3 separate regions of the Mus musculus genome follow, and regions 1 and 2 are each linked to region 3. The links are chromatin loops, found by intact Hi-C in ENCODE. Cell type or tissue: left cerebral cortex. All regions are shown on one strand.

Region 1 (8,000 bases), 130 kb after region 3:
CTAGACAACATTGCTAATTTTGTCGGTTGAAGCTAAAGGTGGCCATATTGTTACCACTCAAATGAACAAAATGGTTATATCTCATCCTTTCAAGTATCCATCTTTTATGAGACACTGATTACTCTTTAAGGGGGGTGAGGGCGAGCTTACTTTATGTATGGAAAATGCAAACTAGTAAGACCTCAAGGAAGTTGGCTGATTTGCCCTAGACAAGCTCTGCTGTAGTCTAAGCTAAGGCTGAGCCTGTTGTGGTGCTGCTCACAGACAGCTGTGAACAGAACACAGTAAAAATTTCAATTTTGTGTCCAGTTTAAGAAATTTCACTTCTTCACAACAAAAATTGAATTCTTTGTCAAAAGAAAAACATTGTATTGCTTCAGCCTTGTTCCTAAGATGTCCCTTGTGTTTGTCTATATAAGCGAGTCCATTTAAACTAACTGTGGTTGTGCACACCTGGAACCTCAGCTCTTGGGATCTGAGTTGGGGGATTGCAAGTTCAAGGCTAGCCCGAGCTACACAGCAAGTGCTTGTCTCAAATAAATAAGTAAAACATAAAGAAAAGCCGACTGGTGGGAACTAGATACCCCTCCTCTCTGAGAGGCCAGGAGAAGGCCAATGAGAAATATCCTTAAGCCACGTTTTGACTGTTGCCCACGGTAGTCTGAGCATGTCTGGCTCTGTGCCTACCGTCCTGGAGATTTTCCTCAAGTTGCTCATTACAGTCATGCTGCATTTAACCCAAGTTTCTCATGACTCAGCTACTGCAGCAATGGAAATGCTTAAGAGCACCCCACCCCCCAAAGAAAGAGTGTCTAATTTGTTGGTAAGCACATAGTAACCCCATCAATACTCATACTGACTACATAGCTTCCTCCTCTCCACTGAAAGGGAAAATAGCTCCGAAGCCTCATCGAATGAGGCTGATAGAGCGAGCGACTTACTACTGCATCCACCCACTTTTCAAATGAAGACCCAAGTCTGACCGGTCAGCACTGGGAAGGACACCCCTGGGCTGCCTAGTTCCCTTAACCTTCACAATGGCTCTGCAGAGTGTGTCTAATTATTCCCAGGTAGTTGTTAAGCAACCAAGACTCAGATAAGTTGCTTTAACTTCCCAAATTCCTACAGAGCTAGTAAGCTGGATAAAGTAAACCAACATCACTTCCTGATTCCAAATCCCACGCTCAATTAATTAGGAAAACAAATCCTGCCTCCTTTAGGCTCACTGAAGTCCATTTAACTTAGAAAAAGGTTGTTTTAGAAGTCTTAGCTAGACGTAGTGGCACACACTTGTGACCCCAGCAGTTGGGAGCGGGAGGCAGGAGGATCAGGTGTTTGTCATCCTTGGCTACATAAGCTTGGGTTACTTAAGATCCTGTCTGAAGAAATCATTTAAAAACTAACCAGCCAGGGACAGGTTGCAGAATCAGGCATGGGGAACCAGTCAACTTGTTCCTCCAGAGTATAGCTGGGAAGATTGGGACTTATACATTAATACACATTATCTGGCTGAAAAAAAATGTGAATACTGCTTGATGCCTGCACCCCCACCCCCACCCCCACCCCCCGCCTACGCTCCAGATGTCTCCTCACACAGAGTAAGTTCCCAAGCCAGAGGTACTGATGCTACACCACGAATGGAGGATTCTAGACCTCACCTTCTCTTTGCCGATCTACATCCTCATCTAGCTCAAGGCCCCCAACTGACTAGAAACAGAGGGGACATACAGACACCAGTGCACTCCTAGAATTAGCAGTTCATGGCTGGACAGAGGAAGGCACATTTTAAGACTTCTTGTAGGATACTGGTTTAGAGATGGAGAACGTGAGGCAGTAGGAGGATGCATCAGTAAAGCATCCCAGGATTTCATGTGGTCACTGGCTTGAACTTACACAGTCCTCCTGCCTCCGATTCCATGTCTGACCAAGAGCATTCTTGTCATAACTGCGAGAGCATAATCTGCTTCTATGTAATGCTACATTATCTTAAAGGGTTAGGAGCGAAAGGCAGCAGAATGGGATGGAAACAAATGGATCAGAAAGAAGGGCTCTAAGGAAAGTTAAAACAGTAGTAGATCGAAACCTGTATGGGAAGAAAAAAACAATACTGAGCCTTAAAAGCAGCAATTATGTGATGGACAAATGAGCTGTTTTGGCTTAAAAGTTTTTAATGTAGATAATTGAATATGAAAAACAACAGCTTGAGTTTGCTTTTAATGGGAAGACTATACAGAGAAACAGGAACTTTCCTGAACAAGTGAGTATCTGTGTTTATAATGTTTAAAAAGGCTTGGTGTATTCCAGCTTCACACACACACACACACACACACACACACATACATAAATAAAATGTGATTGAAACAAGTACCTAACACTTCTGGCAAAAATACTAAAGCATCTCAGGGAGTGAAAGACCCCTGGGATCCTTCAGACATCCAATGAAGGCAGCAAGCTGTGTATAAGGAAACAGGAATGTCAGGCTTCCGACCTCTGCAGCTCCAAGTGCTGAGAACCAGTAGGATTTTAAAGAGAAAGATTTACCTTCGGAGTTTTATGTTTCAATATCTAAAATATTTTTTATGATAAAGTCCAGCTACCCTGCAGCTTACAAAACCTAATCTAAAATAAATAAGTCTAATTTCAGTGTCTGTGGAGTGATAAACATTAGGTCATTATCCACTAGAGGAGAGAGAGGATAGAAGCCATGCATCTGAAAATGCCCAGAGTCCTCTCCTGAATGTGCTGCTGTGTAAGGTGTGTCTAAAGGTAAAGATGGTGTTACAGTATTGAATTTTTATTACTGAAATAACTCATGGCAATTAGAAATAGAAAACCCAGATACAGCTTTTTAAATAAAATCTAAATTATTTTAGACTTTTCCTACCAACAGTTAAAGCATCCTTGTGGAAAAGACCATTGTTTCCAAGTGGCCAAAGCCAGGGATCACACACACACACACACACACACACACACACACACTCTCTCTCTCTCTCTCTCTCTCTCTCTCTGTTCTGGAATCCCTGAGAGAGCTAGGCCTGCTCGCTGTATCACATGTGCTGCTCCACTCTCCCCAAGTCAGCAACAACAGGTACAACATTTGACAGTTACAGAATGGGTCTATGCCTCTTTTTAACCAAATGCATGGGAAGCTGGAGAGGTGGCCCAGGGGCGAAACACTGACTGCTCTTGCAGGGAATCCAGGTTCAGTTCCCAACACCCACATAGGAGCTCACAACTGTCTGTAACTCCAGTTCCGGGGTGTCTAGCGCCCTCTTCTGGCTTCCACAGTCGCCAGGCTTGCCCATGGTGCACAGATATTCATGTACACATAACATCTGTTTAGAAGATTAGAACAGGAAAAATGGTATGTTCTGGAGTGGAAACATAAGTTAGATTTTAATTTCAGGAAGCTGGCCAAGGTGGTGCTTTCCTAAATAATACTTGGAATTCTAGACATCTGTCCAAGTTCAAGTGTTGTGAGCATGGGGGTGTAGCTCAGCGGAGGAGTACTGGCCCTAGTTTTTTTGTTGTTTGATACCAGGTTTCACTATGTAGCCTTGGATGACCTGGAACTCACGTAGACTGGGCTGGTATCAAACTCACAGACACTCACCCATCTGCCTCCTCCAGGGGCTGGGGCTAAGGGCATGTGCCACCACGCCCAGCCAGGCCCTAGTGGCATGGGAAGCACATAAGGACAGAAACGTGGAAGACACATTCCTTCTGGAACCTAAGTGTCAGTGTTAGCACTAAAACCGGTTCTCTTGTTTTCATTTGCTTGCCCAGGACACTCTTAAGGACAGGAGTGAGGGTGCCCTCAGCCTCCTCACCCAGCTTCAGCAGCAGAGTGTGTTCCTAGCTGTCAACTAGACTCTCAGTGACCCCCAGGAGTCCGCAGATGGCTTTGTGTTTGCTTAGTTTTTCATTCTGGAATACTGCAAACCCTGTCCTCAGAGACCCGCAATCTCTTGAGGGTGGAGACCAGGTATAAGCTTTCCAGGGTTTTCTTGCTTAGCTGTGATGGACTGAGTCTGACTTTACCGTACATAAGTGATCTGTTGTCTTAAGATTTTCGTGTTTTCTATGTGACTGTTTCTTCTTTTGTTTCCTTTTTTTTTTTTTTTTTGTAACAAAAATGTGTTTGTAATGTTTTTATTCTCCTGGGTGTTTTTAAACACACTGTCTTTCTGGCTATTGTTCATTCACTGAAGACTGATTTTTATTGTACCCGTTCCAACTTTTTCTCCCCTGGTGGCCACACTTGGGAACACACAGATGTGCACAGGGAGCCGAGAGCTGCAAGCTGTGCCGCTGTCTTGTCCCTGTCTGCCTTGGAAGGTTTTCCTGCCCTCTGGTTGATGGTCTAGTAGAATCTGTTACTACTTTGGAATGTTTGGGCTTTGTTTGTTCGTGTGTGTGTGTTAAGTTGTTGGTTGGTTTTATTCATGGATATGCAGCTTTACTCTTTAACCCAGATTTAAAAAAAAAAATAAAAAATAATAATGTACATTTTATGTCTGTTTTCTTAAAGTAACCTAGTTATTCAAACACAATATGCAGCACTTGGCCTGAGGACTTGCATGCCGTCACATCCCTGTAAGTGGTGTTTCGCAATGTGGGCACATTGGGAGTGGCTCCTTGCCCACATCTGATGCTCCTGAGGTCATGTTATTTCAGCTGCCTCTTCCTCTGGTCCTCTGAAAAAATTGCTGAATGGTCTCACAATCACGTACCAGCCACTGTTCATACCTTTAATTTGTTACTTTGAAGACATTTATTCCTCAGAACTTCCGGTAGAAAATCTATTGCTGTCTGTATTACAACAGCTAAACTTGTTTCTAAGAAACAAAATTTCATAAATATTTCCAGTAGAATAGAATTTGGCATCTTAGTGCCTGATAAATACAGAAGTGGATGCTCACAGCCATCCATTGGACTGAGCACAAGGTCCCCAATAAAGGAGCAGAGAAGGTCCCCAGGGAGCTGAAGGGGTTCGCAGCCCCATAGGAAGAACAACAATATGAACTAACCAGTACCCCCAGAGCTCCCAGGGACTAAACTGCCAACCAAAGAGTGCACATGGAGGGACCCATTGCTCCAGCTGCTTATGTAGCAGAGGATGGCCTAGTCGGTCATCAATGGGAGGAGAGGTCCTCGGTCCTGTGAAGGCTCTATGCCCCAGTATAAGGGAATGCCAAGACCAGGAAGCAGGAGTGGGTGGTTAAGTGAGCAGGGGGAGGGGAAGGGAGTGGGGGTTTCCGGAGGGGAAACTGGGAAAGAGGATAACATTTGAAATGTAAATAAAGTAAATATCTAATAATTGGGAAAAATAAAAAGATTTAAAAAATTGGCATCTTATTTAAGTTTCTGTTGCTATGGCAAATGTCATGACCAAGAGCAATTTGGGGAGAATTACAACTGTAGTACATCCAGAAGGGAGATCAGACAACAACCCAGAGGCTGGAACTGGAGCAGCAGCCATGGAGGAACACTACTTACTGGCTTGCTCAGCCTGCTTCTTCATAACACAGAGGATGATGAGCCCAGGGATGGTGTCATGCAGAGTGTGCAGGGCCCTCTCACATCAATCAAGAAAATGGACCACAAGCTTGCCCAAAGGATGATCTGGTGGGAGCATGTTCTCAGTTAGGTTTCTTCTTCCCAAATGACTCTAGCTTGTTACATTGACCTGCCATAAAACCAGCCAGCACATGAAATGATGAAAAAGATGAAGATCTTTTGTTAAGAGTTATTGATCCTTACCGGGCAATGATGGCATGTGCCTTTAATCTCAGCATTTGGGAGGCAGGTGGATTTCTGAGTTCAAGACCAGCACGGTCTACAGAGTGAGTTCCAGGACAGCCAGGGCTACACAGAGAAACCCTGTCTTCTCAGTGTTCCTTCGATGATTTGAACAAGCTGTTCTTCACTTTCTCTGGCATCTGAATACTTGGTCCCCAGTTGCTGATATCAGGTAGGCTTAGGAGATATGGTCTTACTGTGGAAAGTATGTCACTTGGAGCCGGCTTTGAAGTTTTATAAGCCACACCGCATTCTCAGTGCACCATTTTGGCTTCCTGTTTGCAGATGAGATGTTAACTCTCAACTGCTGCTCCAGCCAACATGCCTGCCGCTTGTGGCCACACTCCCCCACCATGGTGGACACGCATCCCTCTGGAACCATAAGCCAGTGAAGCCTGTCCTTCTAAGAGTTGCCTCTATCAAAGTGTCTTACCACAGCAATAGAAAAGTAACTAAAAGTTCTACTACTGCAGCAGTCATCTGAACTCAAGCTTAAAACTGATATCTCCTAAGCATGAAAGTGGCTTTAAGTTGCTTGGCTGGGACTCACTTGTCAAGATGGTTGCTCTTTCTTTGGGAAGAAGCAGGGAAGACTTTACCTCAATGGTCTGTGCTGGTTGCTTTTTGACAACTTGGCACAAACATAGACACATTTGGGAAGAGGGAACCTCAGTTAAGAAAATATCCTACAAACATGTTTACAGGCAATATGGTGGGAACATTATCTCAATTAATGACTGATGTGGTGGGTAGTGCCACCCCAGGCAAGTGAGAGAGAGGTATTAAGAAAGTAGGTAGGCCAAACAGTAAGCAGCATCTTCCATGGCTTCTGCTTCAGTTCCAGTCTCATTTCCTGCGCTAAGTTCCTGCCCTGACTTCCCTCAGTGATGGGCTGTGAGGCGGGAGTTGTAAGATGAAATAAAGCCTTTGCTACCCAAGTTGCTTTTGGTCATGATGTTTTATCACAGCACAGACACCCAAAGACTGCTTCTTTCTGTCTCTAAAATAATAAGGAAAAAAGAAAAGAGAACAGAAAATAGTTGGGGCTGGAGAGGACTCAGTAGTGAGAAGACCTTGTTGCTTGTTGCCATGGGTGGCTCCCAAAAGTCCACCACTCCAGCTCCAGGGAACCTGGCTCTGCCAGCCTTTGAGGAGCCCCATATACACAGGTACATCACCCCACCAGATGTTCACATCACTTTTTAGGTTTAAACTACCTGGGGGAAACAAAATGTAGCTCACTGTTAGAATACTTGCCTTGAATGCACCAGACCCGGGGCTCAATCCTCAGAACCACAAATCAAAACAAAATTAAAAACTTTTTTTTTTTTTTCTGGTTTTTCGAGACAGGGTTTCTCTGTATAACCCTGGCTGTCCTGGAACTCACTCTGTAGACCAGGCTGGCCTCGAACTCAGAAATCTGCCTACCTCTGCCCCCCAAGTGCTGGGATTAAAGGCGTGAACCACCACTGCCCAGCTCTTTTGTGTGTGTGTGTGTGTGTGTAAATTCTGGACATTTTCTTAGGAAAATGCATATATGCATATTTTACACACACAAATCTGGTTTGTTTGTTTGTTTGTTTTTTAACAAAACCTCTCCCCCAGGACTGGGGTGGGGGATGGAACAATTGATTGGGTACTTCCATAGCATGCCCAAAGACCTGGGTCTGATCCCTAGCACCGCATATACCAAGTACGTTGGTGCACACCTGTAATCCCAGCACATGGATTGTGGAGTCCGAATGTCAAGATTATCCTCAGGTGCATAACTATGTTAGAAGCCAGCCTGGAAAAGATAGGAGAATATGAGACCATGGCTCAAGAAAGGAAGGAAGGGAGGGAGGGAGGGAGGGAGGAAGGGAGGGAGAGAAGGAAGGACTCTTGTACTAGATATATGAGACATCACCTAAAATATTTAATGAAGGATAGAATAATTGAAGGCACAGATGATAAACAAACTGAATATATAATTGTCAAAGCAAAGTGGTGTAGGTCTGTGAAATTCAGTATATGTTCTGTTCTGTATGTCCTTGACATTTCCCACAAGAACAATTATAAGCAAACAAACACAGAAGAGCAAAAGGCTGTACTAGAGATGGTCCAGCCTCAGAGGCAAGTAACTTCAGCTGAGGCCTCGGACCTGGGAACAGTGCTGTTAACAGCACGGATGAAAACTGAAGCAGTTTTCCCTGTATTGT
Region 2 (8,000 bases), 150 kb after region 3:
TGGCAGCTCACAACACTTACTACAGTCCCAGGGCATCTGATGCCATCTTCTAGCCTCTGTAGGCACCAGACATGCTTATCGTGCACAGACATACATGTAAGCAAAACACCCATACATTTAAAAAAAATATACACACACACACACAAAATAAAAACAGTCCCCCGCCCCCCGCAAAGAACACAGTAGCTGGGCACGTAAGCAAAATAAAAATGACTGAGGACTTTGGCCTTGGATATACCAGGCAAGCATTCTACCACTAACTATAATCCCAGCACCAAGATTCTAATCTAAATAATTTTGGTCACCAAGGTATGGGTTATAGCATTTATTTTGGACAAAATCTGGTAGCTCAACATATTGCACAGCCAAATCTACAGGTCTGTAAACTGTTTTATGAAAAAAATTATTATGTATAGTCAGATCAAATTCTCAGCTACTTTCATTCAGAAATGATACTTTTTTTTTTTTCTCAAGAAACAACTAAAGAACTGCAAGTGACCAGACCAGAAAGGAATCCTAAGAAGTAGAGCACAACTTATGGAATAGAGACATCTCCTTTTATCAAATACTTAGCATTTGACTTGATTCTAAGCTTCAAACTTAGATAAGATCTCAGCACATGTTGCAAAGAGTCCTGAAGTAGCTGGGCAGTGGTGGTTCAAGCCTCTGATCCCAGCACTCAGGAGGCAGAAACAGGCGGATCTAAGTTCAAGGCCAGCCTGCTATACAGAGTGAGTTTAAGGATATTCAGGGCTACACAGAGAAACCCTGTCTCAAAACAAATCAAAACAAATCCAAATTAAATGCCAATATGTCAACAGTGAAGGACTCTACTCTAAATCCTCAGATCTCTAGCATCTCTCTGCAAACCTATCTCATGATCTGCTAACAAGGGATGTGTGCCCCACAGCAGCAAGAGACCAGAATCAAAAGGCATATATATTCTCCCCCTACAGGCCATTCTCAAGCTTTATAATCCCGAGCACTCTTATGTCCTTAGGTGTCTACAGCTGATGATACCTAGAAAACAAAGCAAAGCACAACAAAACTCACAAAGGATATTGAGGAGAGGAGACAATTAGAGATCTAGAGTGGACTATAGAATGAGAGTATTTTCAAGCAGAGAAGACCTAAGCACACTTAAATACCCATGTGACGGACTGTGAGAATTTTACACTAATTTAGAACTAGTAGGTGGAAAACATCCCATAGAGGGAGAGGCCGGTTAGGATGGCATGGGATATAAAACATTCATAGATACTGGCCTAACCACACATAGCTGGAACTTGCAGTTCTGAATTTAACCAGGCACCAGCAACCTGGCTATGGCCAGAAGTTTGGGGAAATATATCTATGCTGTATCCACTTTAGCATTTTATCCTCTCCCAGTTTCCGTCTCTGCTCTTGTTATACCACCAAATGCTAGTAACAGCAGACTCCTTTTGAATAGCTGACTATGACAGTACATTCTGACCTTTCTAAAAAGATGATTTTATGAGCCTTCCAGAGAACTCTTCATCCTAACTCTAAACCCTTTTCCTGATGACATGCTCCCTTAGGACAATAGGGTATCCACATCAACTGTCATGTCACTGGAATGCCCCCTTCTCTTTCCCAGATAGTGAAAAGTGCCTCAGGCGGGCCAAGAATAGAATGTCCAGGGAAGGCGAGCTTGTCCCAAGGACAGTGGAAACAGAACAGTACTGCATGTAACAGGCATCCACACTGTTCTCCTCTGGTGTCAGTCATTGTTTGGTCAGACAAGAGCAAAGCAGCTAATGATGTCACTGAGTATGTAGAGTGACTTCCTCAGTAAAGACACACTACAGAGCTGGGTATGATGACCCAACTCACACTTTGAAGGCACTCTAACGTCAGAGGTAGAAGCAGCAAGATCAAGAGTTCAAGGCCATCTTCAGCTGCATAGTAAGGTTTTGAGGCCAGCAAGGGCTACATCAGACCATTAAAAACAAACAAACAAACAAACAAACAACCCACAAAGTTGACTTTAAAAGACAAAAAAAGCCAGTTTAGGATAACCTGACTGTCAATTAAAATATTAAAAAGAGAACCCAGGTGTGATAGATCACACCAATAACCCCAGTCCAAGAGCTCAAACAGGAAAACTGCTAGGAATTCAAGGCCAACCTGGACTACTAGTAAGAAATGAATTCTAAGACACCATAAGCTAAAAAGAGACTGGGAGAGGGAGAAAGACACAGAGAGGGAGAAAGACAAGAGGAGATTCCCAGAATTACAGCTTGAGTAACTGTTAGGCTACTCAACTATTTATTAGGCTTTTGAAATTCCCAGGTGCTTTTATTTATGGAGGGTTTACACTATATGACAACTAACTTTTAAAAATAAGTTCGGCCGGGCAGTGGTGGCGCACGCCTGTAATCCAGCACTTGGGAGGCAGAGGCAGGTGGATTTCTCAGTTCAAGACCAGCCTGGTCTACAGAGTGAGTTCCAGGACAGCCAGGACTGCGCAGAGAAGCCCTGTCTCAAAAAAACAAAACAAAAACAAACAAACAAAAAAAAGTTCCTATCCAGCACTGAATGTTTCGTCTTAGAAAATTTTTGAAAGGATTTTTGCTTTGCCTTTGTAATTATTGCTTTATAAACATACATAATACCCCAGAATGCTTTCAAATAAAAGAAATATCAAGTCTATACGTTGCTCAACTGTAATGAAAATTTAAAGAGTATAATAGTTGTTACCTTGAGCTGGGTATAATGATAATACTGAAACCCCAGTACTTGAAGGCAGTGCTATGTTGTCACAACCTAGAGGCCACCCTGGTTTATACCTTCAGTTTAAAGCCACCCAGCAAGGCATCTCAAAACAAACAAGAAAAACTAACAGTTTATTTATGTAACAATTTCTTTTTTCTTTTCTTTTTGTAGTAGTTGAAGATGATCTCTCATTTTTGATCTTCCTGCCTCCACCTCCCAAGTGCTGAGAATACAATTAAAAGCTACCACATGTGAAAACCAAAGTTATCTTTTAAATTTTAATTTACTGATCCATAAAACTCTGCCTCTGAACTGTAAGGCCCTTGCCCAAGGACAGATGGTTCCTGAGATATAACAAGCCACACATACACTGTTCTTAACTATTCTCACAAATCTACCCAGTGTGCTTAACTACCTTCTAGGCTCTCCCAATAAAGCCAATAATTAAGTAAGTACAATGGATATTTGGCCCTTGCACCAGAGACATTAATGAATTATAAGGCATATACTAACACTCATTTAAAAAAAAAATCATGTTTCTTCAGATGCAGAGACCTACAGCCAAACATTAGAGAGAGCTTGGGGAACCACAAGAAAACCTACAAAAATCAACTAACCTTGGCCCTTAGAAACTACTGCCAATCAGAGAGCATGCATGCCTGGGACAAGCCTAGGCCTTCTGCACCTGTGTAACAGTTGTGCAGCTTTGTCTTCATGTGGGACTCCTAACAGCCGGAGGAGGAGCTGTCTCTGACTGTTACCTGACTGCTGTTGGACCCTGTCCACTAATTGGGCTGCCTTGTCTAGCCTCAGTAGGAGGAGATGTGCCTAGTCTTACTGCAGCTTGATATGCCAAGGTGGGTCGATATCCATAAGATTCCCTCCCCTCTTCTGTGGAGATATGGGGGAGGGGATATGAAAGAGAGGAAATGGGAGAAGAGGAGGGGAGGAAGCCATAATCTGTATGTAAAATGAATAAATAAAAATAAAAATAAAATAAAATGTATACTTTAAAATGTAAAAAAAGAAAATCATGTTTCTTTCCGTTACTATTTAAGATAACCAAGGCATTTGATAATCAACCTCCATCTAATTTCTATGCACACAAACAACAGAGAAGTAGAGATGTTATACTAAAGGTGGTAAAATACAATGAAGATTTAAAATTTTTATTGAGGAGCTGCAGAGATGACTCAGCAATCAAGAGCTGCGGTTGCTATTTCAGAAGACCGAGGTTTGATTGCCAGCACCCATACGTCTAGGGGAGTGGAGATTGTCTAGCCTCCAAGGGCAATGCATGCATGGAGGCAATACAGGCAAAACATTCAAACGTGTGAGAGTTCCAGGCTAGCCAGATGGCAATGGTCCCAGCACCCTGGATACACAGACAGGCATATCCTTGTAAATTTGACGCCACCCTTGTCTACAGAGTGAATTCCAGGATAGCCAGAGCTACATGGAGAAACTCTGTCTTGAAAAACAAAAACAAAGAAAGCAAAAGAACAAAACCAAACAAAAACCCTGGCCAAGCCAGGTCTATACAGTAAAGACCCTATCTCAAAACAAATAAATGAACATCAACAAGTATTAATTTTTAAAAAACTTTTGAGCATCAATGAATATTAATTTTTTAAACTTTTCACTGAAAATCTTCAAGTCTATAGAACATGATATAGACTCCCCCTGCTGGTGTCCAATAGCAGCAGCTCCATGGTGATACCAACAGAATTCCTAACGGCAATGAAAGTCAAATGACTTAACCAACTAGTTACTCTTTAGGTTTTGGATGCTTCATAGTAGATCTGACTATGAGCCAACAAAAAGCTACACTAACAGGGGTTGTTCCTACTGTAATTGCAGAGAGAAAAGTTAGAATGAGATAATTTATATGTTTTTATTGTGTGGCTTTTTTTAGTATTTTTTTTTTCTTTCCTAAATGGATTTCTCATAGTTTTCATTGTGGTTCAGTTTGGGCAGAGGTTGGGGGGTACTGAGGATCAAATACAAATTACTTTAATCTGAACCTTTCAAAAGAAGTTAAGAGACCATAAATACAACCTTTACCTGAGATGATGAATCAAACATACCTAAAAGTCAAATGGTTCGGGCCTGATGTGGAAAGAGACCTGTTTCAATTATTGGCATAAAAATACTTACAAAATGATAGCTAATACCTTTACCAGGTGTGGTGGCACATGCTTTTGATTCCAGCACTAGGGAGGCAGGCAGAGCTCTATGTTGGAGGCCAGCCTAGTCTACATAGTGTGTTCCAGGCAGCCAAGACTACATACCTTGTCTCAAAAAAAAAAAAAAAAAAAAAAAAAAAAAGAATCTGGCCATACTTGTAAGCCTAAGCAATTAAGAGGTTGACACAAGTCCAAGACATAGCCCTCAGAAAGCTAAAAACACGTGAATACATTTTTATTTCAACAAAACATTTTTTAAAAATTTCCTTAACAGCAACTTGTACCTAACCTGATTTGATTAAAAACGTAACAGGTGAAATGACTGAAACTTTTATAGCAATGAAGATAAAGGCATGGTTATTATCTGACAACGGTTTTAAAAGCAAGAAAACAGATGCCAGAGGATACAGTTTATGATGTGGGCTGGGGAGGTGGTTCAGTGGTTAAGCACTTGTTCCCAAAAATCATGAGGACCAGGGTTTAGATCCCGAGAACCCACATATATGTAGCATAATTTCAGCCTTGGAAGGCAGAGAGGGGAACGGTAGAGAAAGCTGGCTAGCGAGAGTAGCCAATGGGCAAGCCCTGGATTTGACTGAGAGACCCTGCCTCAATGAATTAGGTGCAAAGTGCTGGAAGATGATCCTCGATGTTAACCTCTAGTCTCCACATGCACGCCCACCCCTACACACACATGCACCCATACACATGCAAACATGCAGATACACAGATGCACGCTATACAAAAGTAAATAGAAGGAAAAAAGTTTACGATGTGAATCACTAATCTTGACAGGTTAAAGTAAAGAATTAGTAATGTTAAAAAATATGTTGCTAATACAGTGCTAAACTGATTTTAAATTGGGAGATTCCACTTTGCTATTCATAATTCTGGATGCAGTAACTGCTCTATACTAAATTTTCTCTACCTCAAATATATTTACTGTATGGGAGAACGTTCCTAGTAATAACAGAAGTCCCAGCATGCATTACCTTGTCCTGAAGGATTTGCTGCCATCTTCCTATTCTGGGTCAATTATATTCAGTGGCCACTGATCAGGACTTTACAATCATCTGTAAAAAAATTTTTGTGCACACATAAAATGCACTGGCCTTAAATTACAGACTCAAAAAAGAACAGCTAGGCTGAGTTTGGTTTCTTAGTCTCTTAAGAAAGATACACGTAAAAAACACAGACTTAAATCAGAAATTTAGCTCTGCAAATTCCTCATGCACTTCATTAAATGAACATTTTTTTTTTCTAGGACTTAAGTTGTTAATACCAACATTTAGCATAACTTTTAATTTACATCATCAAGATGTATTTACCAAATATATCAACCTTTTGTAAAGTATCCACATAATCAGTGCTAGGAAGAAAAATAAAATTCTATAAAAAGCACTCTCCGTTCATTTAAAAAACAAATTCCAGCATTTGCTGTGCTGGTGAAAGAAAGAAGGAAAGAAAGAACCAACCAACCTAACAAGTATCTACTCTGCGCCATATATTGTGTAAGATGTGTCCCCAAAAATGTTTTTTAATGAGCATTTTTATGTACGTGGAGGCCAACAGTCACAAAACTAGTAAGGAAACCTGGACTCCTGGTTCCTTTGTGTGTGTGGTGCATGTGTGAGCAGGGCAGGAAAAGGCATCAGATGCCTTGTGCTATCACTCTCTACCTTCTTCCCTTGAAAACAGGGTCTCTCACTGAGCCCGGAGCTAGGCTGCCACCCTCACCGATCCTCCGTCTCTGCCTTCCCTCAGCTCTGGGGTGCAGGTGTCTGTCTTCGGCCATGGATGCCGGGAGATTCCAACACAGACCCTAATGCTTGGGCAAGTGCTCTTACCGGCTGAGCCACCTCTCCAACCCCAAGCCTGCTCATCTCTAAGTTTAGAAATAAAAGTTTTGCATTTGGCCACGCCGGAATCACAAGACAAACTCCTCGACCCTTGAGTTTCATTCAAGTAATCACACGGGATTGGGGATGGAGGGGGCGGGGGAAGGAAAACTAATTTAACAAATGTGCTCTTTAAAAACGTGACCGCGCATAGCGGTAATTCCAGCCCTCTGGAAGATGAGGCAGAAGAACCCCGAGTACCCGGCCAACCAGGGCTACACAGCCCGACCCTGACTCAAAACAAAACAAGGCGCGAACGGGATTGCGGAAGTAGAGAACTATTGTTGAGCGAAGACACGAGCTCTAAGCAGATGCCGGGTGGAAAGGACTCGCGTCTCCCACGGCTGGGGCTGGAGCACGGCATGGGCGAAGCCGAGCTCGTACCGAAGGCTATCAAGGCCACCCTGAGAAAGGGTCAGGGTGACCCAGGAGTCCCCGCCCGCGCGCGGGGTGGGCGAAACCCAACGGGAAGTGAGAAACCCTCGCACACTATGCCGCGCGAGGCCGCTGCCCCGTGGCCAGCGTTCGGGCCACCCTTCTCTTGGCGTCACCAGTCCTTTTTACTTACCCGGAATGCGAGGAGCCTGGAGAAAGCTCGCTGTCCGGTCGCAGCCGTGCAGGGGGGCGCGCCCACGCAGAACCCGGCGAGAGTGCAGCAATGCACCGCGCTACAACCTTCCCGCCGGCACCAACTTCCGCCTCCTGACTGACGGGCCCCCTGGAAGCGGAAGTCCCGCCTATCGACTGGACGCAACGGACGCTACCCCAAGTGATTCGTAGTTTAAGCGTTTCTTCGGCCGGAAAGGGTTTCCCTTCCGAAGAATGACAGTCGAAGAGGCTCACGGGAGATGCAGGCCGTACAATTGGGGGCGGAGCCAAACGCTGATTGGCAGGAATAGAGCAGGGTCCCTAGCACCTAAATTGATTCTTTTTTTTTCCCCTTCAGGTTTGCAGGAGATTAGCTGTCTGTCTGTCTGTCTGTCTGTCTGTCTGTCTGTCTGTCTGTCAGGATTTATTTAACCCTGATGTTAATCCACTTCAGTAGAGCTTCAGAGGGAGGTTGAGCACACTTTCAGGTTTTAACAACCATCCCAGGAATATTTTTGTTGTTTACCGTCTGAGTCAATAATTATACACAAGGTGAGCACTAAATAGGTACAAGTTTTCACTAGTGTGCATA
Region 3 (8,000 bases):
ACTCCCTTAATCTGTTATCTTCTAGAACATAGGAGTCAGCTCCTTTCTACTTCCTAGTGTCCCTTTAATACTTAAACCATATGTATTTTTCCTTTCTCAGCTTGCTCCTTTTCATTAAAATGTTCTTCATAAGAGTGAACTTTAGTAATCTTGTGACAGAATTTATAACAAGCTGTTTTGAGGCTTCCTTTTTCAAAGTAGTTAATCTAAATCTCTTCACCTTAGTCTCAGGCAGACTCTTTGGCCAATGGCAGAAAGCAGTCACATTCTTCGCCAAAATACTAGAAAAACAGTCTCTATTCCACATACTGAAATTCTTCACTGAAACTTCATTGCCTTGTCTGCCCAGTTTAAATCACTCTCAGCAACAAAGTCTTCCATATTCCTACTAGGATAGCCTGTTAAGCCCCACTTAAAGGATTCCACTGCTTTCCAAATTCAAAGTTCCCAAATCCACATTCTGCCAAACAAAGGCATAATCAGGCCTATAAGAGCACTACCCCACTCCTGGTACCAACTTTTGTCTTAGTTAGGGTTTTATCACTGTGAATAGACACCATGATCATGGTAACTCTTATAAGGATAACATTTAATTGGGGCTGGCTTACAGGTTCAGAGGTTCAGTCCATCATCATCAAGGTAGGGACATAGCAGCCCTGGCAGGCATGGAACAGGAGGATCTGAGAGTTCTACATCTTCAGCTGAAGGTTGCTAAGAGAAGACTGGCTTCCAGGCAGCTAGGACTAAGGTATTAAAACCCACAGTGACAAACCTACCCCAACAAGGCCACATCTTCAAATAGTGCCTCTCTTTGGGCCAAGCATATTCAAACTACCCTATTGTGGTCTTGGTTTATATGTCCCCAGTGGGCTCTATTTGGTTATTTTAAAATCCTAATGTATACTAAAATCCTCCATTCTGTCATGTATGACTTGATCATATTAATCACAGCTATTCTAAGGGTCTATTGACCAGGACATCTGGGACATATTTATATGTTTGGACTGTCGTCTTTTTCATTTTGGATTTTTTTTCTTATCATATGTGATGCCAGATACTACGTATTAAATTTTATTTTTAAAAGCTCCTCCACCAAAGATTTATTTTTCGCAGACAGAATATTGGAACTTCACCAGCCAGGGATGGAAGTAGTTCAAGGCTTAGTTGTAGGCCCTGGTGGAACCAATTTAATCTGATTTTGCTCAAGACAATCTGGTTCATCAACAGCCTCAGTTGAGGCACTGAGGTGTTTAACCAGGACCACCTTTCTATTTAATAACTCTTTCCAGTAGTGTCTTATTTAGAGTTACTACTGCTGTGATGAAACACCAAAAGCAAGATGGGGAGTAAGGCACTTAAATTTGGCTTATATTTCCACATCACAGTTTATTATTAAAGGAAGTCAGGACAGGAACTCACACAGGGCAGGAATCCGGAGGCAGGAGCTGATGCAGATGTCATGGAGGAGTGATACTTTCTGGCTTGCTCCCCGTGGCTTGTTCAGCCTGCTTTCCTCCAGAACCTGGGACCACCAGAGCAGGGATGGTACCACCATAGTAGGCAGGACCTTCCCACATCAATCACTAATTAAGAACATTTCTTACAAGCTTGCCTACAGCCAGGTCTTATGGAAGCATTATCTCAATTGAGGCTACCTCCTCTTAGACAACCCCAGCTTGTGTGAAGTTGACATAAAACTATCCAGCACCATGAGACAGCTAAAGATATCTGTTTTACAATGTTTTCAGTAGCAGTTTCTTTTCATTGCTTGGTTTCTTGTTGCTTGTTTTGCAGATAAGGAATCTACAAGTTCGACAAACTGGTATATAGAATGACCATTTTTAATAGCAAATACATACAGTTAATTGTGGCAAAAGTAGAATATAAAATTTAGTTTCTTAATCACTTTTAGTATATAGTTATGTTAAATATATTAAATCTTTTTATTTTTTAATGTTTTTTTTGAAACAGGGTTTCTCTGTGTAGCCCTGGGTATCCTGGAACTCAGTAGCTAGCCTCTGCCTCTCAAGTGCCCGGGTTAAAAGTGTGTCACCACTGCCTAATTATATTTACAATCTGTCACATTCTCATTTCTCACCTAGGAATGATTGAGATTTCTTATCACAGGAGGGGTAAGACCAAGATGTGGATAGTACCTAAGGCTAATCAGGTTATTTCTAAGTCTGACTTTCTACCATTAGACATGGTTTGGAAAGGGCTCAGTGCTGTGAGGAGAAAAGGGAGCCTGGAAGCAGTGGATGACTCTGAGCTCCAATAACAAACTATGTTCTCAAGATTTCTTAGTTTCTCTAAGCCTCAGTTTCTGAAAACTAAAACTACAACCATCTTATGAACTGCAATATCACTTCTCAGTAGGTACCTGAAAATGTGAGGCTGGAGAGATGGCTCAGTAGTTGCTCTTCCAGAGGACCTGGGTTTGATTCCCAACACCCGGGAGGGAGCTCACACCCATCTGGAATTACAGTTCCAGGACATTTGACACCCTCTACTGGCCTGGGAAGGCACCGAGGGCATCTCTGGCACAGAGATATCCATGCAAGCAGAACAACCCCCACACACATAAAAAAAATTACATTTTGTATCAAATTTTCTATAGAATAGTAATGTTAGTAGCACCAGTTTTGTAGCGTTCCTAGGACTAACTGAATTAACAACTTACTAAGTGCTTGGCACAGACATATCTGGGAGGTGCTATGAAAGGGGTTTTTAAACACACAGCCTTGTCTCAGTGGTGCCATGCTGTGTAGGTAGCTTTTAGTGCCTTGTGTATCAGAGCACCTCTGAGAGTTTTAGCTGTTACAACGGCCCCACTCCTGGGGTGGGATGAATGTGTAGATGCCAAAGTACAGCTCTGAGCTCAGTGAGTCTACTCTTGAGCCAAATACAAATGATGGCCAGCAACATGGATTCAGATTACCCTGGAAGACATGCTCCACTGTGGAAGTAGTTACATTAGCTTTTATTATTATTATTATTATTATTTACAGAAAAAAGGAAGTCATAAAATCAAGGCAATTACCAAATGGCAAGGCCTGCAGGTTGGTGGATTACAGCAAAGTGGGCCAAATTTACAAGTTTCAGGTACTGATGAGATTTGTAGCTTTTGAATCAGTGGAAGCTAGAGGTCAGCTGACAATACATTTCTTCCTTCTTTTTACTATTACTACTACTATTATTATTAGTGGTCGTTTTGCCAGCATGTACGTCTGCACCGCTCTGTCGTACCGCGGGGACTGAACTCCAGACTGTTGTGAGATACTGCCGGGAATCAACTTGGTGTTCTGGAAGAGCAGCCAGTGCTCTTAACCACTTTTTTAGCCACTGCTAAAAAAGACATATTAAAGAGTTTCCTAAGGTCATGAGGGTATTAAGTTTGATGGGTAGGCAATAAATAAATTATTAAGGCGTGTAGAATCTTTAACACCTTGCACTATTCTTTATTTTTTTCCCTGGGAACTCCAGTTTATTAGATGTGTGTGTGGATGCGATGCGGTGGGACATTAGGACACTATGGAGTAAGTACACTGCGGGTCCCAGGCCACCCGGCACAACTCTGTCTGAGGTGTCACACACCTCTAACGCGATCAAGCTCTGCTTACTTCAAGTGTTTAGGCTGAAGTGCGCGGAGGCCAGGACAGCGGACACGCGTGGAAAGTGGCACAGACCGTGCGTGGGTTCTGTACCTGTCGGAGCGACGGGGGCCGAGCTCGGCCGGCTCCGGGCTGCTCGCGTCGCTGACAGGAGCTTGGCCCGCGCCCCCTCAGGGCAGCGAGCGCCGCGGGTCGAGCGCCTTCCGCGGGCGTCGCTACACACTTCCTGTAGGTCCCGCCGCCTGAGGAGCGCTTCCGGTGCCGGCTGAAGCTGGGGTCCGAGCCCCCGCCCCGCCCCTCTCCGGCCCCGCCCCGCGCGGCCCCGCCCCCGCGCTCCAAGCCGGGCGCGCGGAGCCCGGGGCGCACGGAGCGGCGCGCGCCGGTGGCCGAGCCAGGCTGGCGCCTGCGCCCCCCCCTCTCATCGCACCACCGCCGTCACCCGCCGCGCAGCCCGTGGGGCGCCCTTCCCGGTTCACCGACTCCGGCCCCGGGGCCTCCGGCTGTGGTGCTGCCGCCCTCCGTCCCGCCGTCCCTCCCCGTCCAGCTCGGGCCGCCGGGCTCCCGCAGGCCCCACCGCCCGCGTTCCTATGGACAGACGCACAGACACCTGCAGGTGGGTGAGAGCCCGCGCGGGGCTGGGGAGCACGCGGGCGCGGGGCCTCTTTGTGTGTGGGCGGCCGCGCCGTGACCCTCAGAACCTTCCTTTTGTCTGCTCCGGGCCAGCGAGGCGGGAGGGCGCTAGGGGCGGAGGGGTCTGCGGGCGCAGAGCGGGGCGCGCACCGGTTCGCGGCCGGCGGCGTCTTGGCGGGGACTGTCGGTGCGCCGGCGTCCCCCGAGCTGGGCAGGAGGGCGGGACGGAGGAGGAACGGTCTGCCTAGCTAGTTGCAGAGTCTGAGACACCTCGGGGCTCTGCCGGACTAGCTTGGTTGTCCGGAGGTACCGGGAGGTGCGTGTGGGGCGTGTAAAGGAACGTGCGGCGCTTTGCTCCCTTATTTATTGTTTCTAACGGAGGAGGGCTTTCTCCCAAAAGCTCCCCCCAATCTGAGGCTGCGCACAGTGATTTGGGTTTGTTATCAAATAGATCAAGAAACCTAGTGTCCTGGAGAGAGGAGGTTGAGCTGACCAGCAACAAACACATCAGATGAAACAAACAAACAAACAAACAGACAAACAAAAAATGTTTGTGGTTTTCTTACGGCTGACTTTAATTTAAAATGTTAAAGGTCAGGCAGTGACTTAAATGGAGAAAATCGAACATGGCTGATTTTTTTTTTTTTTAATATTTTTAAAGAAATTGTTTTGAAGTTGTGGAGTAAAGTTTTTTCTTGTGGTCCTTAGGATTATCACCGATAGAGTAGTCTACCTACTAAACAGTTAATTGGAGTGTCATGTAGTGACAGCTTTTATGGTAGGGCTTGCATTAGAGAGTAAAACAATGATAGTCTTTCCATGCAGGCTAAAACCTTTGTTTTCCGTTTTAAGATAGGAGATTTTTTTTTTTTTCATAGCATATGAAGAGAACGTGATGTTAGAAGTGATTTTTCCCAGCGGTATTTCCTTATTTTACATGATACATTTATTCCTTACATGCGTACAAACCAAGGGTAGGGTTGTTGTACGTTAGATATAGTGTTTTGAAAGGTGGAAGGTAGTAGCTCTGTTTTTTCTTATTTGATTAGCTGGCTTACTTCGTGAACAGTTGCTATGTGTTCATAAATGATCAAATAATAAATGAAGTACATTAAGCATTCATAAAATTCATTTCACAGACTCACGTTTCTATGTAGGTATTGGGTTATGCACTATGTTAATCTGTTTGTTCCTCACTTTTAGAAACTTTATTTTTGTCTACTGTGAGAATTCATATTGACATACATAAGTCTGACTGTTACCGGGAAATGGTTTTTGTTTTTAATAGTTTTGAGGAGCACTAAACAGCCATTTGGAGAAAATGGAAGATTCCTTTAAAAAGAAAATCTAAATTTGAAGGGAAAAATACTATGGTATGAAAGCTCCTTAAATTTCTATTAAGTTGTTAAAATTTTAAGAAAAAATACAATTCAATGTACTTTTATTCAAGTACCCTATTTTTTTCATAAAAGAATTTAATATGCTTAAAATAGTGACTTTTTTGTGAGAGGAAAATTTACCCTAGATTCTTGCCCCAGTTACATTAGATTAATGATATTGTATACCGAATTTTTATAAGTTATCAGACTATATACATTTATACACACTTGATATCTAGAATATCTAGAAGCAGTTTCCTCTACCATAGTTGATCAGGTTTTGTTGTGACTTCCGGTCTAGATTGGGTAAATGGATTTAAACTATACAAAGGGACAGAGCTTAGTGTGTAGCTCTGGTCCACTCTGGCCTAAACCTTTCCAGCCTCTCTTATAGAAAGCTTAAAGAGGAGTCGTGAATTGGGTTTGTTGTTATCAGGAACAGAGAGTTCTAGAACAGCGTCAGAGTTGCAGCTCTTTGGCACTGGTTGAAATACTAAAGAAGACAGGCTAGCAAGCTGAATTGCTTGTTTATGTATTTATTAGACCGTCAGTGGCAGCGATAAGACTAACAAAGCTTCTCTGTGAAGTGGGGGAGAAGTTAACAGTGCCAGGGTGTGCTGGCACCTTGTGCCTGTATCTGTGCTGCCTGAGAGATAATACCTTGCCTTTTCATTTCTTTTTGACTGGTGTGTCAATACTAATTTTTTTCTGTATTACTAATAATGGTGTAATCAGAAGCATTCCAGAGTAGCTATATATGTGTGTGTGTGTGTGTGTGTATATATATATATATATATATATATAGTCAGTTGGTGTCTGAAGGCATATAAATTAATTTTTGTCCTGATTTTTTTTAACCTTACAACAAGTAAATGCTCCTTGCAGAAAATTTGTGTCAACTAGCCTTTAAAATGAAGTTGCCATTTAGCTGGTTTTTTTTTTTTGTTGTTGTTGTTGTTGTTTTCCTAAGCAACACTAAGCTGTCCTCAGTTAAATCTGGGAGACTTAAAAGTCTACAGGCTTTTTCAGTACTTTTATGCTTGGTACTAGTGTAATAAAATAGAAAACTGTGAGGTAACAGATTTGCTCTTTAGAGACCTGTGAATTTTCATCTTGTCTTTTTCCTATGACTTGTTCTTTCCTATGATGACTTTTGGTCGTGACTGTGTCCATGTCCTGCCTGTATTGTCCCCAGCCCCCCCCCATACCGTCCCCCCCCCACTCCATCCTTCCCCCCACGCACCCCCTTCTCTGTGGCCTGGTGAGAGGTGTGATAGGAGCTGCTCATTGTAGGTCTTGTCATTCTGCACTGAGAGCACAAGCCCGTGCTGCTTGCTGACATGCAGAATTCATTCTTGGATTAATGTCCTGGTACCAGATGTATGAGGCTGGCTCTGAAGAAGCTTTCCCTCCTAAATACTGTCAAATAAAGAAGCTGAAGATTGGAGAGAAGCCATTTATTTGGAACAGTTTATTTTATGACAGTTTGTGTTTATAAAGAAACCTGCTCATAATATTTACTTGAGGGTTCTACATAGTACTGGAAGAAGCCCCACAGGTTTCTCTCCCACCCCACCCCCTGCCCCGTCCCCTCCTGATTTAAGTTTCCACAGAGCTTAGTTGCTCTGTGATACTTCTTGAGTTTGCTTCTGATTAGTTGATTTATGGACTTTATTTACCAGCATGATTGGAGAATTCTTTGGCTAGTCTGAAATTGCACTCTGTCTGTGCTCTGGTCGGTTTCCTAGGAAACAAATGTACTGCATAGATTCCATAATGAGGACTGTGGTTGGCTAGCGACTGTGTAAATTCTGTTGTTTGGTAAAGCTTAGTCTCAAATTCAAATAAAGGTCAAGAAAGCAAAAGTAGTGAAAATGCAAATTTGGGGATTTTACTTTGTATCCAGTGCCAACACCATTTTAACAGGCTTCTCTGGAGAAAGGCGAGCTCCCCAGCACTGTTCATTTGTTTTGCAAAGTCTTACACTTGAAGCAGTTGGGAGATCTTGGTATCTCATACTAGAGATGCTGTTAGCTGAAGAAACTGTTGCTGACAACAGCAGTGTATTTCAGAAATATATTTTACACACTTCAAAATCATGCAGAGAACAAAGGGGCAGGTAGAACATCAGAAATATTTTTATACCTAGAAGAAAGTAACATGTATATTTCAAAGAAAAATTATGCAACTTCACATGAAATAGAACTTTAAAAACTTAAAAGTATTAGACAAACTTCTAAAACACACATTAAAATCATATCATACACTGATGTATTTATAATCTAGGCGCTTTTTCTTCTGGTCTATCTGAACTTTGCCTCAGAACTGCAGAGCAGAGACCGACTTCCCTCTTTTCCTAACTGCTCCCGTCTGGAACTCC

The links. Peaks named below come from ENCODE experiments on the same cell type or tissue, not always from the same donor. Only the 100,000 strongest peaks of a DNase experiment are listed, where the experiment ranks them.
Region 1: a loop joins it to region 3, with 2.3 times the contacts of the local background. A loop is called at or near these places in 17 of 42 quality-filtered maps.
Region 2: it touches region 3 in a loop (3-fold over the local background); 22 of 42 quality-filtered maps call a loop at or near these places.

The regions. Positions count from the first base shown.
Region 1 is chr4:59,756,933-59,764,932 of GRCm38, forward strand. It overlaps a transcript of E130308A19Rik not described here. Among named protein-coding and RNA genes, the nearest start is that of Inip, 23 kb to the right of the region's middle. In left cerebral cortex, CTCF peaks have their summits at 3,316 (motif pointing left) and 4,256; a DNase peak (open chromatin) is centred at 4,269.
Region 2 is chr4:59,776,340-59,784,339 of GRCm38, forward strand. Inip (INTS3 and NABP interacting protein) reads right to left here and starts at 7,516. Exons shown (of 5, transcript NM_001013577.1): 1 at 7,389-7,516; 2 at 5,915-5,995. The coding sequence starts at 5,939. In left cerebral cortex, a CTCF peak has its summit at 4,422 (motif pointing left); DNase peaks (open chromatin) are centred at 4,431, 7,088 and 7,602; H3K4me3 peaks cover 1,364 bases; H3K27ac peaks cover 531 bases.
Region 3 is chr4:59,622,268-59,630,267 of GRCm38, forward strand. It overlaps E130308A19Rik (RIKEN cDNA E130308A19 gene), which reads left to right and starts at 3,944. Exons shown (of 4, transcript NM_001015681.2): 1 at 3,944-4,224. In left cerebral cortex, CTCF peaks have their summits at 3,773 and 4,090; DNase peaks (open chromatin) are centred at 3,959, 4,485, 6,959 and 7,507; H3K4me3 peaks cover 2,148 bases; H3K27ac peaks cover 1,224 bases.